Regions from separate parts of the Homo sapiens genome. Here region 2 is linked to region 1. Evidence: read pairs that join two places in POLR2A ChIA-PET (ENCODE). Cell type or tissue: HepG2. All regions are shown on one strand. Each heading gives the region's core, and the rest is flanking DNA. Links, peaks and the distances in the headings are about the cores only. Region 1 overlaps PLXNB2 (plexin B2). Region 2 overlaps PPP6R2 (protein phosphatase 6 regulatory subunit 2).

Region 1 (7,593 bases), core at 1,151-6,150:
TGCCTCCCAGGCTGTCTAGGTTGTAGAGGGGAGGCCCAGCATCCCTGTGCTGCCCTTGGCCTACATCGGAGTTCTGGTTGGGGGAGGAGACCCTTCTGCTCTGTTGGCCTGGGGGTGACCTGCGGGGACAGGTCTTCTGGGCTCGCGCCCCTGCATGTCACCACCCCTTCCCGGCTCACTGAGTTTGGACCGGCAGGTGCCCAGTGACCAGATCCAGTGTTTGGACTTGTTGGGGCAGGGCGGCGGGGCAGCCGGGGCCTGTCGGGGAAGACCATAGACCACAGAGCAAGGCCAGTCCCTCAGGGGCTGGGTTAGGGAGGGTGTCTCGGGGTCTAAAGGATGGGCAGGGGCTTTCCAGGGAGCACAGTGAACATGGACGTGGGAATGTCGTGAGGCAGCGTTCTCTGAGTGGGCACAGCTGTAAAGATTTCCACACCCACTCAACCTCAAGGCAGCCCTCTGAGGTGGGCGCCATAATGACCCCCAGGTTACATATGGGGAAACTGAGGCACAGAGCAGCTTTCTGAATGGCCCACATGAGCCAGCTAGAACGTGACAGAGCTGGGGTGTGAACTCACTGGTCTGGCTCTGGACTTCAGGCCTCGAGGTCCCTGGGTGCAGCAGCGTCAGGTGTGACCACAGCCACCTAAGGAAGAAACTCCTTTTTCTGGGGTAGCTAAGCGGGAATCTTGTGAGCAGGAGATGGAGCCTGGCTCAGTGTTGAGGGCAAGATGGATGGAGGTGGGAGAAGCCAGAGGCCGGGCAGAGGAGGTAGACTTGGGCCAGGAAGGGCCCCAGACTGAGGGTGGAGGGATCATGGTGTTATTCTCTGGGAGGGGAAATCCATGGCCGTTCTCCACGGTGAGGGCCAGGGAAGAGGACGGCAGAAAGCCTCCTCCAGGAGAGTGGAGTATGGGTCTTGCCTCTGGCTTCCTGAGTGGATCGATCACTCAGGGGAGGTTGTTCGAGGGCGTGCGGGATGGGCGGGACAGAAGCCAGCCTCCCCTGACCTTGGCTGCCCCCGCCCACGCCTGGGGCCTGGGCCCGTGGAGGCTGGAGCCTGGGGGTGTGCTGCAGGGAGTGGGCATGGGGCACACAGGCCGGTGTGGCGTCCCTTCAAGATGGCAGGTCTGGGGGTACCGTGCCACCGCCATGGCTGCCACCTCCGTCGGGAGCTGCAGTCTCCAGTCCCCGCGGGTCCCAGCTTTCTCAGGAGACCCGGTGCTGCCCTGTGCTTTGGCTCCTGAGTTTGCCAGAGGAGCAGCCTTTTGCCCTTTTCACAAAGGTGCTGTTGAGTCTCAGGTCGAAAGGATGCCCTCTGCCCCCCGAAACCTCATCCTCTCCCCAGCCCTTTGGCCGGGTTAACCCTTACCTGTGCAGCAGGGTAGCACAGTCCATGCACAGCTGTGGAGCTCACCTCCCTTCCCGCCGCCCCCCTGCTGGTGTCACTGCATGTCCAACCCCGGGTCCCGCTGCACAGGGCACATGAGGATCCCGGTGGGGTGGGAGGAGAGTGGGGCCTGGCCCTGCGGGAGGAGGTGCTTTGCTGGCACACAACCTGGCCAGGCTGCAGTGGACTCTGGGGCCTGAGCAGGATTCAGTAGCTGAACCTTGGTTGTAGGGGTGGCTATTGAGGGCCTGGAGAGTCACATCTTGAGGCAGAGTGGAGCCTACCTTCTTTTCTTTCTTTCTTTTCTTTTCCTTTTTTTTTTTTTTTTTTTTTTTGAGACAGAGTCTTGCTCTTTCCCCAGGCTGGAGTGCAATGGTGTGATCTCAGCTCTCTGCAGCCTCAGGTGATCCGCCCGCCTCAGCCTCCCAAAGTGCTGGGATTACAGGCGTGAGCCACCGTGCCTGGCTCAGCTTCTTATTTAGACAAGCAATATGTAAATATAATCTTAAACTTGTGTTTTGCTTTAATCTTAGAGTCAGGGTCTCGCTCTGTTGCCCACAATCATAGTTCACTGCAGCCTAGACCTCCTGGGCTCAAGCTACTCTGCCTTAGCCTCCTCAGTACCCGGGACTTCAGGCTGTACCACCACACGCGGCCAGTTCACGGTCTAGTTCAAGTTCCTTGAACTTTTTTATTGTGTGTGTGTGTGTGTGTGTGTGTGTGTGTGTGTGTATTTTTTGAGACAGTCTCACTCTGGCCTGGGCTGGACTGCCGTGGCCTCCTCCTTGCTCCCAAAGTTCACCACTATTTTCTTTTCTTTTTTTGAGACGGAGTCTCACTCTGTTGCCCAGGCTGGAGTGCAGTGGCGCGATCTCGGCTCACTGCAACCTCCACCTCCCAGGTTCAAGCGATTATCTTGCCTCGGCCTCCTGAGTAGTTGGGATTACAGGCGCGCACCACTACGCCCGGCTAATTTTTGTACTTTTAGTAGAGATGGGGTTTCACCATGTTGGTCAGGCTGGTCTCGAACTCCTGACCTCGTGATCCGCCCACTTCAGCCTCCCAAAGTGCTGGGATTACAGGTGTGAGCCACCGCACCCAGCCTTAGCCGGCCACTATTTTGATTTTGGTTTGACGGCTTCTGGAGCCTCTCAGAGATGGATGGGGCCAAATACTGCACCCAGGCTTCCCCATCAGAATCAGCACAGACGCACCTGCATCTACCATGTAGTCTTCCACAGTATCCTCTGGTGGGATGCTGGGTGGCTGCCAAATTTTCACTAAAGCCAACCATGCGGAGAAGCACCCTGGGTCTGTGCCTCCCTGTGGGTATAGTCGGTGTTTATCCAGAACTAGAAGATACAATAGCAAGGGAAGATACAATAGCAAGCATTGCTGAATGCTACAGTGTAACACTCTGAGGCTTTTTGTGAATGAATTCATTTAGTCCTTGTAAACCTCTGGGGGTAGCTCACCATTCTGTCTCCATTCCACAGATGGAGAATGAGGCACAGAGAAGTTAAGTAACTTGCCCAACGTCACACAGCTAGTAAGTGAAATTTCAGGGTCATGGGTGTGCGTATTTTTCAGAAAGCAACTTTTTTTTTTTTTTTTTTTTTGAGACGAAGTCAGGCTGGAGTGTAGTGGTGCGATCTCCGCTCACTGCAAGTTCCATCGGCCGGGTTCATGCCATTCTCCTGCCTCAGCCTCCCGAGTAGCTGGGACTACAGCTGCCCGCCACCAGGCCCATCTAATTTTTTTGTATTTTTAGTAGAGACGGGGTTTCACTGTGTTCACCAGGATGGTCTTGATCTCCTGACCTCGTGATCCTCCCGCCTCGGCCTCCCAAAGTGCTGGGATTACAGGCGGGAGCCACCGCACCCGGCCTCAGAAAGCAACTTTTATTTTAAGCAAAGTAATAGCCATACCTAGTTTAAACAGGCAGAAAGCCCCTGACAGAGGGGAGTGCCAGGAGCCCTGGAGGTGTCTGAGGAAGGGGCTGTGCAGGGGCCAGAGGGAAGCCAAAGGCCAGATGGGGTCCTGTGGGATGTTTCTTCCCCCAAGCCCCACCAGCATGGGACAGAGGTGGGGGGCTCCACAGCAGACCGGGCTCCTCTTGTGACCGGCGTCTCTCCTTTGCCTCCTAGAGAATCTCGATGCTGGCCTGGAGCAGAAACTGAGCTGGACCACTGGAGCCTCGGTGAGGGGTCTGTACCCCACCTGGGAAAGGCAGTGGGTGGCTGGGGCTATGTGGACAGGGAGGCCGGAGGTATCTAGAACTGCCATGTGGTGTCTGCAAGGCTCTGTCCAGCCAGGTTTCAACCGTACCTGTCACTCTGCCACCCTTCCCATGGCCTGGCCTGGATGGAAGTGGGGAGCTTCCCTGCCCATGGAGCCGCTGTGAGGCTCCCATGGTTCTCTGAGGCCAAGCTGTTGCTCAGGCCAAGCTTTTGCTCAGGTGGAGTGGTCTGCAGTGAGACTGTGGCACCGGGTTCTGGGACATCAGGGCTGGGAATTGGAGCGTTGGGGGTGTGGTGGGGGGGTGCCTGTGCAGACGCTTTGTGGGCAGCAGCAGCTGGAGTTGCTGTGGCCTGGTCTGGATGGAAGTGGGGAGCTTCCCTGCCCAGCAGCAGCCGGAGTTGCTGTGGCCTCTTGAAAGTGCCCCTCCGAGCTTCAGCCAGGAGGAAGGCACCAGAGGGCCCGAGGAAATCCCCGCCAGCCCCGTAAGTGGGGGTCCCAGGAGGGCTTCAAAACAGGAAGTGCCTGCTGCCCGCCCTCCCTCCTGTTCCAGGAACACAGGCAGCAGGAAGCGTAGCTGGCTGTGCCTGGCGCCTCCTGCGCCGCCGGAGCTTTGCTGCTGGTCCGGTGGGTTGCCCTTTGCTCCTGGGCCTGGGCAGGCAGGTCACCTGAGGCCTTGTTTGTCCAGGAACCAGAAGGCAGCTGCCACCTGTAGGGTGTCACCCCAGCCGCGCCTGCCACCCTGAAAAGCCTGGGCCTGTAGGACCCTGGGAGTCAGGCTTTCCCTGGTGGCACACGGTGGTGTTTATTGAGCACTTAGGGTGTGCCAGCCCCCGGCAGGGACAGGAGAGCCTTCTTCCTGTACCGGGGCCCCTACAGCCCTGGCGGGTGGGTGAGTGTCTTCCCTGGGTGGAAGCTGGGGGACGGCTGAGGGGTGGCTTGTGGGGGCCCAGAGCCATTGCTTTTCCTGGGGCTAGGGGCGCCGCAGGGTTCCCCAGGCTGCCCCACCACGGTCCGGGCCAGATCCGAGGGGACCGTGGGCCCCGCCCCCGCGCTGCCCCCGCATTCCCCTCCCAGCTGCGGGCGCATTCCATTCATTCCCGGGAGCTGCGCCTGGCTGAGGCTGCCTCTGCCACTGCCACCGAGCTGGGCCGGGTGAGCGAGCTGGGCCGGGTGAGCGGGGCTGGGAGGGGAGGGCAGCAGGCCTGGGCGCAGGGCCGAGGGGCCTGGACGTTGCCTGCCCCCGCTGGCGCCACTGGGTGCACTTAGAAGGCGGGGGCCTGCGGGACCTGCCCCCGGGTGGCTGTGGGTAGGGGAGGGGCGCGGCGGGGGTTGGGGAGCCTTCGGGCAGGCGCTGCTCCTCCCTGGTAGGGCCATGGGCTGTGGCTGTAGCCTACGGGCCTCTCCTGGAGGCCTGGGACTCCTGTGCCCTCCTCTCCTCTCCCCTGGACAGGCCACTGAGCCACAGCGGGGGACCCTGGCTGAGCTGGGCATAGAACCCCCTCCACCAGGATCATGCCCAGAGGTTCCCGTGGGCTTGTAGAATCTTCCTGTCTCTCACTAAAGCCAGCATCTTTTCCTGGCTGATCACCCCTATCCTGGTGAAGCCTGGGGTCCCATGGCCCTACCCAGCCTCTCTGCCACCAGTCGGCCAGGAACTCCCTAGCCTGTGGGTGGTCACCTCTCCCAGCGGCTGCTGTGCTCGTGGGCACCTGGGGGGCTCCAGGGGTTGGGCAGCAGCTGAGCACTGAACCCCCAGTGCAGGGAGGGAGTTCTGTGCCGGGCAGGAGCTGCCTGTCTAATGGGTGCACTCCCAGGGAGCAGGAAGGCCAGTGCAGCGCTGTCTCACTCATGCGGGCCCTGGGGTGGCTCAGATGTTGTCGGTCGGTTGCGTCTTGGTTACACCTCAAGAGATTTCAGGAAGCGTGCGGGCAATCAGAACGGGGGGTTGCCACGGGCAGGTGGAGGGCGGCTGTGCCAGTAAATGCAGCTTCACCCAAAGCCGAGGCTCGGGAGAAACACTTCCCCTGGCTACGGAGCAGCAGAGCGGGCTCCCCTGCCCTCCTGGGAGGACAGAGGCCAGGGGGTTTGGGGGGTTGTCAAAAGGGTGGAGAAACACAGTGGTCAGAGGCCAAGCTGCTCCCACTGCATGTCAGAATCCCAGCCCCACCCATGCCCGCGGTGTGGCCTTGGGTAAATTCTGCTCCGTGCCTCAGTTTCTTCACCTGAGAAATGGGTCACAGGCTGTCGTGGTCAGCCTGGCCGTCAGAGACACAGGGATGTGGAAACATTTGCATTTTGTGGCTTGTTCTTTGTACACTTAAAACTTTTTTTTTTTTTTTTTTTTTTTGAGACAGAGTCTCGCTCTGTCACCCAGGCTGGAGTGCAGTGGTGCAATCTTGGCTCGCTGCAACCTCCGCCTCCCAGGTTCACGCGATTCTCCTGCCTCAGCCTCTGGAGTAGCTGAGACTACAGGCGGGTGCCAGCACGCTTGGCTAATTTTTTTGTGTTTTTAGTAGAGACGGGGTTTCACCATGTTGGCCAGGCTGGTCTCAAACTCCTGACCTCGTGATCCGCCCGCCTCGGCCTCCCAAGGTGCTGGGATTACAGGCGTGAGCCACCGGGCCTGGCAAAACTTTCAAATATGTGGTGAGAAAGCGGATTGCGTTTCGAGGGGATGAGACATATGCAGGGAGGTGACACTTGTGGTGGCCTGAGAGGATGTGGCAGTCCCTCTGGAGGCACGGGGTGGGCCTGCACAGGGAGGTGGGGGAGGCCAGGGCCTCCATCCCTCGTAACCCTCTGCCATCGAGTCTGGACCCCCTTGGCACCTGCCATGGCAGGGCTGCCCTGGACACCTGGGAGCCCCCCGTACTGGTGCACTCAGGGAAGATGATGGTGGGCCCAGGAGTGGGGGTGGTTGTGAGCATGAGGAGGGGGCACTGGCAGGGGAGGCTGATGTAGGGATCACTGGCCAGGATGGAGCAGGGTCCCTAGCGTGAGAGGGACGGACCACCCTGAGGAAGAGCTCAGAGGCAGAAGGGCCCTGTCTCTGCCACTTGTGTCTGAGCCCCCAAGATGCAGTTGAGTCTGGTAGGGAGGGAAAGAGAGAGGACCACGCATGTCCTGGGTCCACCTGTGGGGCCTTGGATCTTCCTCCTATTGGGAGACCCTCAGCTCAGCCTGGTCCTCAGCAGCTCACCCATCACACCACACATCCCCCTCATCCACCCGGACCCAGGCACAGACCCCACACCGAGACGTGCTCAGTTACACACACGCATGTGGACACAGCCTGTCCAGGCTGCAGATGTGGGGGCCTCTGCCTCTGAGACCTGGTGGATTTGGAGTTGCTCATGGCTCCCCAGGTCCCCTTGTTGCCTCCGCTGTGCGCACATCAGAGGCTGTGCCCTGGGCGTGACATGGGCCGAGCGAGGAGCTGTGGGTGATTGCTGGCTTCCACTGTTTCACCAGGGCAGGGGGCCTGGAGGTGGTCAGGGAGGCTCAGGCCGCCTGGGGGCTCTGGCGGGCAGTTGTAAACAGCATGTGCACTTGCTGGGCTATGCACAGGGCACCCCTCGCTCTCACCTGAGCCTCTGGTTTCCCGTGTCCTTCACCTCTGCCCCATGGGTGAGCCACCTGTTCCAACGTCCAGGGGTCTGTCTGTCAGCCTGAGCCTGTGCGCTGGGGCCGGTGCGTCCCGACCACCTGGAGCTCCTTGGGGTCACAGGTCAGGGGGCATGAATGTGAGCACTTGAGAGCCTTTCTGGGGGCGTCAACTCCTTGCCTCGGGGATAGGCCTGCCGGTGTTTTCAGCACCTCCGGGAGGGATCCTGTAGCAGGCGATGGCAGTGCCTTGGCCCCAGTGGTCAGTCAGGGTGGACTTGAGGAGGGCTGAGAAGTGGTCTCCGGCGAGACCTCGAGGATGGCGGGGGTGTGAAGCAGGAAGGGGCGGAGCTCCAGGT
Region 2 (7,593 bases), core at 1,672-6,671, 92 kb before region 1:
CTAGGCCCCCCACAGTGCTGGGATTACAGGTGTGAGCCACCGCGCCTGGACTATGTTTAAATTTTTTATAGAGATGGGGTCTCACTATGTTGCCCAGGCTGGTCTTGAACTCTAGGCCTCAAGCGCCTTGGCCTCCCAAAATGTCGGGATTACAGATGTGAGCCACTGCATCCGGCCTGAATTTCTTTTCTTTTTTTTTTTTTTGAGACGGAGTTTTGCTCTCTCACCCAGGCTGGAGTGCAGTGGCACGACCTCGGCTCACTGCAATCTCCGCCTCCTGGGGTCAAGCGATTCTCCTGCCTCACCCTCCTGAGTAGCTGGGATTACAGGCGTGTGCCACCACGCCCAGCTAATTTTTGTATTTTTAGTAGAGATGGGGTTTTACCATGTTAGTCAGGCTGGTCTTGAACTCCTGACCTCGTGATCTGTCCGCCTCGGCCTCCCAAAGTGCTGGGATTACAGGTGTGAACGACCGCGCCCGGCCCTGAATTTCTTTTATTATGTTGACACATATTTAGGATTGTTATGTCTTCTCTTTTTTTTGAGACGGAGTTTCACTCTCATTGCCCAGGATGGAGTGCAATGGTGCAACTTTGGCTCACTGCAACCTCTGCCTCCTGAGTTCAAGCGATTCTCCTGCCTCAGCCTCCCAAAATGCTGGGAATACAGGTGTGAACCACCACGCCTGGCCTGTTACGTCTTCTTGATGATTAATTCTTTGATCATTTTGAAATGTCCTTCATGATCTCTGGCAACATACCTTGTTTTGAAGTCGGCTTTGTCTGATATTAACATAGTACACCAATCTCACCATTCTTGTGATTCATGTTTGGTATGTCCTTTAACATCCTTTGACTTTCATCTACTTGTGCCTTTATATTTAAAATGTTTCTCTTGAAAAACGGCATATGGGCTGGGCGCGGTGGCTCCCGCCTGTAATCTCAGCACTTTGGGAGGATGAAGCGGGTGGATCACCTGAGGTCAGGAGTTTGAGACCAGCCTGACCAACATGGTGAAACCCCATCTCTAATAAAAACACAAAAATCAGATGGGCGTGGTGGTGGGTGCCTGTAATCCCAGCTACTTGGGAGGCTGAGGCAGGAGAATCGCCTGAACCCGAGAAGCAGAGGTTGTAGTAAGCCGATATCACACCACTGCACTCTGGCCTAGGTGACAGTGAGAGACTCCATCTCAAAAAAAAAAAGAAAAAAAAAGAAAAAGAAAAAAGAAAAAAATCTCCGCATAACAAGAACATTTCTATGTTTCTATCAGCTCTCCCCACATTCTAAGAAACACTCAAAAATGATCACATCAGGCTGGGCACTGTGGCTCATGCCTGTAATCCCAGCATTTTGCGGGGCCAAGGCGGGCAGATCACTTGAGGTCAGGAGTTCGAGACCAGCCTGGCCAACCCCATCTCTACCACAAATACAAAAATTAGCCAGGCATGGTGGTGCACATCTGAAATCCCAGCTAGTCGGGAGGCTGAGGCAGGAGAATCACTGGAACCCAGGAAGTGGAGGTTGCAGTGAGCTGAAATCACGCCACTACACTCCAGCCTGGGCGACAGAGCGAGAGCCGAGATCACGCCACTACACTCCAGCCTGGGCGACAGCGCGAGACTCCATCTCAAAAAAAAAAAAAAACAAAAAAAGATCACATCAGAGACATCCTTTAAGAGTTCACTGCAATGGCACTGGTTTAGTTACAGCTAATTTCACTGTCAAAGAAACTGGTATAAACTGACTCCAGAACATTTACTAACATAATATTACATACTTCTTTTTTCCAAGTTTTCTCCTATCTGCACAACTACACCCTATCCTCCAAACAGATGCTAGCATCTTCCTGGTTGGCCCTCACCTACAGGGAAGGCCTTCCATTTCCTTCCCTACATGACCTCAAGGTCAGCACTGGCAGCATCTTCAGAACAAACAAGTGGTCATGGCCTGGCTTGTTGGTTTAAGGAATTTCTGGTTACATCGGAAGTCTCAACAGAGCTTAAGGACTCCTCTCACATCCTGACTCCCATCCTCAGTGGTCCATCTGGGATGTCAAGCACAGTATGACCAACATCTTCTAGATTCTTACCCAAGGCTAAATGAAAGGAACTTGAAGTTCAGCTTCTTTCCTTTTTCAGGATGGCATATCCGTCAGACAGAAGGTAGACTGCAACAGAATGTTGCCCATATGATCATATAGTTCCATGAAAGCGCCCTTTAAAAAACAACATTCTGTGATAGAGACTGTTGCTAAGAGAAAATTAGAATCTGAAATGCCCTATTACCTGTCTGGCCACAAATCATTTTTTTTTCTTTTCTTTTTTTTTTTTGAGATGGAGTCTCACTCTGTCCCCACGCTGGAGTGCAGTGGCACAATCTCAGGTCACCGCAACTTCCGCCTCCTGGGTTCAAGCCATTTTCCTGCCTCAGCCTCCTGAGTAGCTGGGACTACAGGTGCCTGCCACCATACCCAGCTAACTTTTGTATTTTTATTAAGGACTGGGTTTCACCATATTGGCCAGGCTGGTCTTGAACTCCTGACCTTGTGATCTGCCCGCCTCGGCCTCCCAAAATGCTGGGATTATAGGCGTGAGCCACCGTGCCTGGCCCTTTTTAAAAAATTTATGTGTATTTTTGAGACAGGGTCCTGCTCTGTGAGCCAGACTGGAGTGCAGAGACCTGAACACAGCCACTGCAGTCTTGAACTCCTGGGCTTAAGCAACCCTCCCACATCAGCCTCCCAAAGTGCTAAAATTACAGACATGAGCCACCTTGTCCAGGATTTAGGCTTATTTTTTTTTTTTTTTGAGATAGGGTCTTGCTCTGTTGCCAAGGCTGGAGTGTAGTGGTGGGATTTTGGCACACTGCAGCCTCAACCTCCCAGGCTTAAGTGATCCTCCCTCCTCAGCCTCCCAAGTAGCTGGGACTACAGGCATGCGCCACCACACCCAGCTAATTTTTGTACTTTTTTTGTAGAGACAAGGTTTTGCCATGTTACCCAAGCTGACTGTTTTTTTTTTTTAATCCTAAAAAAATTTTTTATAGAGACCACATCTTGCCATGTTGCCCAGGCTGGTCTTGAACACCTGGGCTCAAGCGAGCCACCTGCCTCAGCCTCCCAAGGTGCTGGGATTACAGCATGAGCACTGGGATTACAGCATGAGCCACTGGCGCCCAGCCACTGTTTTGTTCTTTTAAAGATTTATGATCAAAGTCCTAGCTCTGCGGTGTGAGCTGAGGCCACTCACATGATCTCTCATGCCTTGATTTCCTCACCCGTAAAATGCAGCATCGACATCCCCTGTGGGGAGGATTACTAAGTTATTCCACATAAAGGCTCTAGAACAGTTCCCAGCACGTTTCATTCTCAAAGACCCTCAGCGTAAAGAGACGGAAACAGAGATAAAGTCACTGTGCCCACAGAGGGCGTGCGCCGCGGTGGCCCAACCTGAGCCCTCATACCTCTCTTCCCTCTTCCACCTTCAGGACATCACCCTGGCAGCTCAACTCCAACGTGGTGGGAGTATTAACGCCATGGAAATCAGCAAGTGTTACAAACCAGGAGGTTTTTTCCTCCCCAGAAAGCCCGTTGTTAAACATTTACCAACATACCACTGGATAGGCTGAATGCTTGATTTCCATTTGGCCCGGAAAAAAATGGCAACGTGAGCACATGAAGCACAATGACTATTTGTACAACCAAGGAACAAACAAGACTATGTCGATCCTGAGCATAGTCCACCGGGGAAAAAAGACCAGGAAAAAGAGTCTAACTTTAAAAAGGGGGTGGAGTGGGACAAACAAGTTAAGTAAAAATCCAAAATCAGAAGTGAAAAGAGGCACATGGCTCATGCTTGTAATCCCAACAATTCGGGAGGCCGAGGCTGAGGCTGAGGGTCACTTGAGCCCAGAGTTCAAGACAAGCCTGGGCAACACAGCAAGACCCCAGCTCTACAAAAAAAGTTTTAAAAACTAGCTGGGCATGGTGGTGTGGGACTATCATCTCAGCTACTCCGGGAGCCTGAGGCAGGGGGATCGCTTGAGCCCAGGAGGTTGAGGCTGCCCTGAGCTATGATCGTACCCCTTCACTCCAGCCTCGGTGATAGAGCAAGACCCTGTCTCAAAAAATAAATAAATGATTTTAATTTAATACATACATAAAGTTCGCAAAGGCTGCTTCTTCCCAAAAACAGTAGTAAGGTACCGCGGAAGAGCAGGACAGATAGGAAGAGAGGGCCTGGATCCACACCCTCCACCTGTGTGACTGCAGGCAGGTGTGGGGGACATTCTACTTGTCCCCAGTTTCCAGTTTCCCTTTCTTCAACAGAATAGAGGTCAGCTGGGTACATGGCCACCCTCCTTCAGCCTAACTTTTCCAACCCTCCTTACAGCCAGCTATCATCATGTGACTAAACTCTGGGTAAATGGGTTGCGAGTAGAAGTAACTAACACTGGAACCTCAACCTCTTACTGTTGTGAGCTTCCTTCGTTCTGATTTTACCGCCTGGTGGGAAACCAAAAACCATAAAGACCCTTCTAGATCCACGAGTGGAAGCCACAAGCTGAGGAAGGCCACCTGGCAGACCAGACTGTTAGAGGAGAAAGAAATGTGCTTGCACCTTGCTCAAGCCACTGTTCTTTGGGACCTCCTTGCTGCAGAAGCTCGGTTTGTACCTTACTACAATTTGAGCAAGGTTCTTTACTTCCCTGAGTCTATGGCTTGAATATATAACCACTCCAAAACTCATGTTAAAACTTAAGGCCGGGCGTAGTGGCTCACACCTGTAATCCCAGCACTTTGGGTGGTCGAGGCAGGTGGATCACCTGAGGTCAGGAGTTTGAGACCAGCCTGGCCAACATGGCAAAACCCCATCTCTACTAAAAATACAAAATTAGCTGGGTATGGTGGCGGGCACCTGTAATCCCAGCTACTTGGAGGCTGAGGCAGGAGAATCGCTTGAACCCAGCAGGCAGAGGTTGCAGTGAGCAGAGATTGCACCACTGCACTCCAGCCTGGGAGACAGAGCAAGACTCCATCTCAAAAAAAACAAAACAAAACAAAACAAAAAAAACCTTGTCCGGGCGCAGTGGTTCACGTCTGTAATCCCAGCACTTTGGGAGGCTGAGGCGGGCGGATCACCTGAGGTCAGGAGATCGAGACCATCCTGGCTAACACAGTGAAACCCCGTCTCTACTAAAAATACAAAAAATTAGCCTGGCGTGGTGGCGAGCGCCTGTAGTCCCAGCTACTCGGGAGGCTGAGGCAGGAGAATGGCATGAACTGGGGAGGTGGAGCTTGCAGTGAGCCTAGATCGAGTCACTGCACTCCAGCCTGGGAGACAGAGCAAGACTCCGTCTCAAAAAAAAAAAAAAAAAAAAAAAAAAAGCTGGGCGCGGTGGCTCATGCCTGTAATCCCAGCACTTTGGGAGGCCGAGGCAGGTGGATCACCTGAGGTCAGGAGTTCAAGACCAGCCTGGCCAACATGGTGAAACCCTGTCTCTACTAAAAATAAAAATATTAGCCAGGCATAGTGGCAGGTGCCTATAATCCCAGCTACTCAGGAGGCTGAGGCAGGAGAATCGCTTGAACCCGGGAGGGAGAGGTTGCAGTGAGCCGAGATAGCGCCATTGCACTCCAGCCTAGGGGATGAGAGCAAGACTTCGTCTCAAAAAAGGAAAAAAAAAAAAAAAAACTTAATCCCTGGCTGGGGGTGGTGGCTCATGCTGTAATCCCGGCATTTTGGGAAGCCAAGGCAGGTGGATCACCTGAGGTCAGGAGTTTGAGACCAGCCTGGCCAACATGGTGAAACTCTGTCTCTACTAAAAATACAAAAATTAGCCGGACGTGATGGCAGTGCGTGTCTGTAATCCCAGCTACTCGGGAGGCTGAGGCACAAGAATCGCTTGAACCTGGGAGGCAGAGGCTGCAGTGAGTCTAAATCGCACCATTGCACTCCAGCCTGGGTGACGGCGTGAGATTCTGTCTCCAAAACAAAACAAAACAAAACTTAATCCCAGTGTGGCAGTATTGAAAGGTAGGGCCTTTAAGAGGTAATTGGATCATGAGAGCTCTGCCCTCAAGAATGGATTAATCCATTTGTGAATTAATGAGTTATCATGGGAGTGGAACTGGTGGCTTTATAAAAAGAAGAGGTTAGGTACAGTAGCTCAGGCCTGTGATCCCAGAACTATGGAAGGCTAAAGGCAGGAGGCTCACTTGAGGCCAGGAGTTTGAGACCAGCCTGCTAGACATGGCAAGACCCTGTCTCTATGGAAAACAAAACAAAACAAGATTAGCTGAGCATGGTGCTGTGCGCCTATAGTCCCTGCTACTCAGGAGGCTGAGGTGGGAGGATCGCTTGAGCCCAGGAGGTTGAAGCTGCAGTGAGCCATGATTGTGCCCCTGCACTTCCAGCTTAGGCAACAGAGTGACACCCCATCTCTTAAAAAAACAAAACAAAAAAAAAAGGAAGAAAGACCTGAGCTAGTACACTACTCAGCTCCCTTGCCACGTGATGTCCCACGCCACCTTGGGCCACCACAGTGTCCCCAGCAGCAAGAAGGCCCCCACCAGATATGCCTCTCAACCTTGAACTTCTCAGCCTCCATAACCATATGAAATAAATTTCTTTTCTTTTCTTTTTTTGAGACGGAGTCTCGCTCTGTCGCCCAGACTGGAGTGCAGTGGCGCGATCTTGGCTCACTGCAACCTCCACCTCCCAAGTTCAAGCGATTCTCCTGCCTCAGCCTCCTGAGTAGCTGGGACTACAGGCACCCGCCACGACGCCCGGCTAATTTTTTGTATTTTTAGTAGAGACGGGGTTTCACTGTGTTAGCCAGGATGGTCTCGGTCTACTGACCTCGTGATCTGCCCACCTCAGCCTCCCAGACTGGTGGGATTACAGGCGTGAGCCACTAAAATTTCTTTTCTTTATAAATTACCCAGTCTCAGGTATTCTAAACAGCAGAAAACAGATTAAGACACTGAGCTTCATATAAAATAATATTTTCTTCAAAAGGCCACAGGAGTTATGTAATGCACCTGGCATATTATAAGTGCCCAACAAATCATACTTGAATTTACTAAATGAATGAAAGAAGGGATGTGATGTCACTAACACACGAGCTCAAAGGTGTTCATCCTTCTTTTTTTTTTTTTTTTTTTGAGATGGAGTCTCGCTCAGCCGCCCAGGCTGGAGTGCAGTGGTGTGATCTTGGCTCACCGCAACCACCATCTCCCGGGTTGAAGCGATTCTCCCGTCTCAGCCTCCCAAGTAGCTTGGATTACAGGCATCCACCATCATGCCTGGCTAATTTTTGTATTTTAGTAGAAACAGGATTTCACCATGTTGGCCAGGCTAGTCTTGAACTCCTGACCTCAGGTGATCCGCCCACCTCAGCCTCCCAAAGTGCTGCAATTACAGTCATGAGCCACTGCGCCTGGCCTCATCCTTTTCCTTTTTAAGTTAATTTTTTAGCACCCACCCTCTCATTTCCCAGTGGCAGAAAGATAACAGCCCCATATGGCTGCTTGTCTTAAGCACAGCAAGAAAGAAGGAAGCTGAGGAGGCTAATTCCTATGTATTCTCCA

What was found. Peaks named below come from ENCODE experiments on the same cell type or tissue, not always from the same donor. Only the 100,000 strongest peaks of a DNase experiment are listed, where the experiment ranks them.
Region 2: POLR2A ChIA-PET joins it to region 1 with 5 read pairs; 3 of 35 experiments call an interaction of 5 or more read pairs at or near these places.

Annotation. Positions count from the first base shown.
Region 1 is chr22:50,290,723-50,298,315 of GRCh38, reverse strand. It overlaps PLXNB2 (plexin B2), which reads left to right. Exons shown (of 37, transcript NM_012401.4): 2 at 3,538-3,597. Among named protein-coding and RNA genes, the nearest start is that of PLXNB2, 13 kb to the left of the region's middle. RefSeq lists an enhancer at 5,594-5,643 and a silencer at 5,764-5,823. In HepG2, for the core only: a CTCF peak has its summit at 4,869; DNase peaks (open chromatin) are centred at 1,504, 4,265 and 4,745; H3K4me3 peaks cover 1,405 bases.
Region 2 is chr22:50,383,610-50,391,202 of GRCh38, reverse strand. The region is part of intron 2 of PPP6R2 (protein phosphatase 6 regulatory subunit 2); the gene reads right to left. Among named protein-coding and RNA genes, the nearest start is that of MIR12114, 20 kb to the left of the region's middle. In HepG2, for the core only: no CTCF peak of the experiment used is centred there; DNase peaks (open chromatin) are centred at 3,242 and 3,662; H3K4me3 peaks cover 2,161 bases.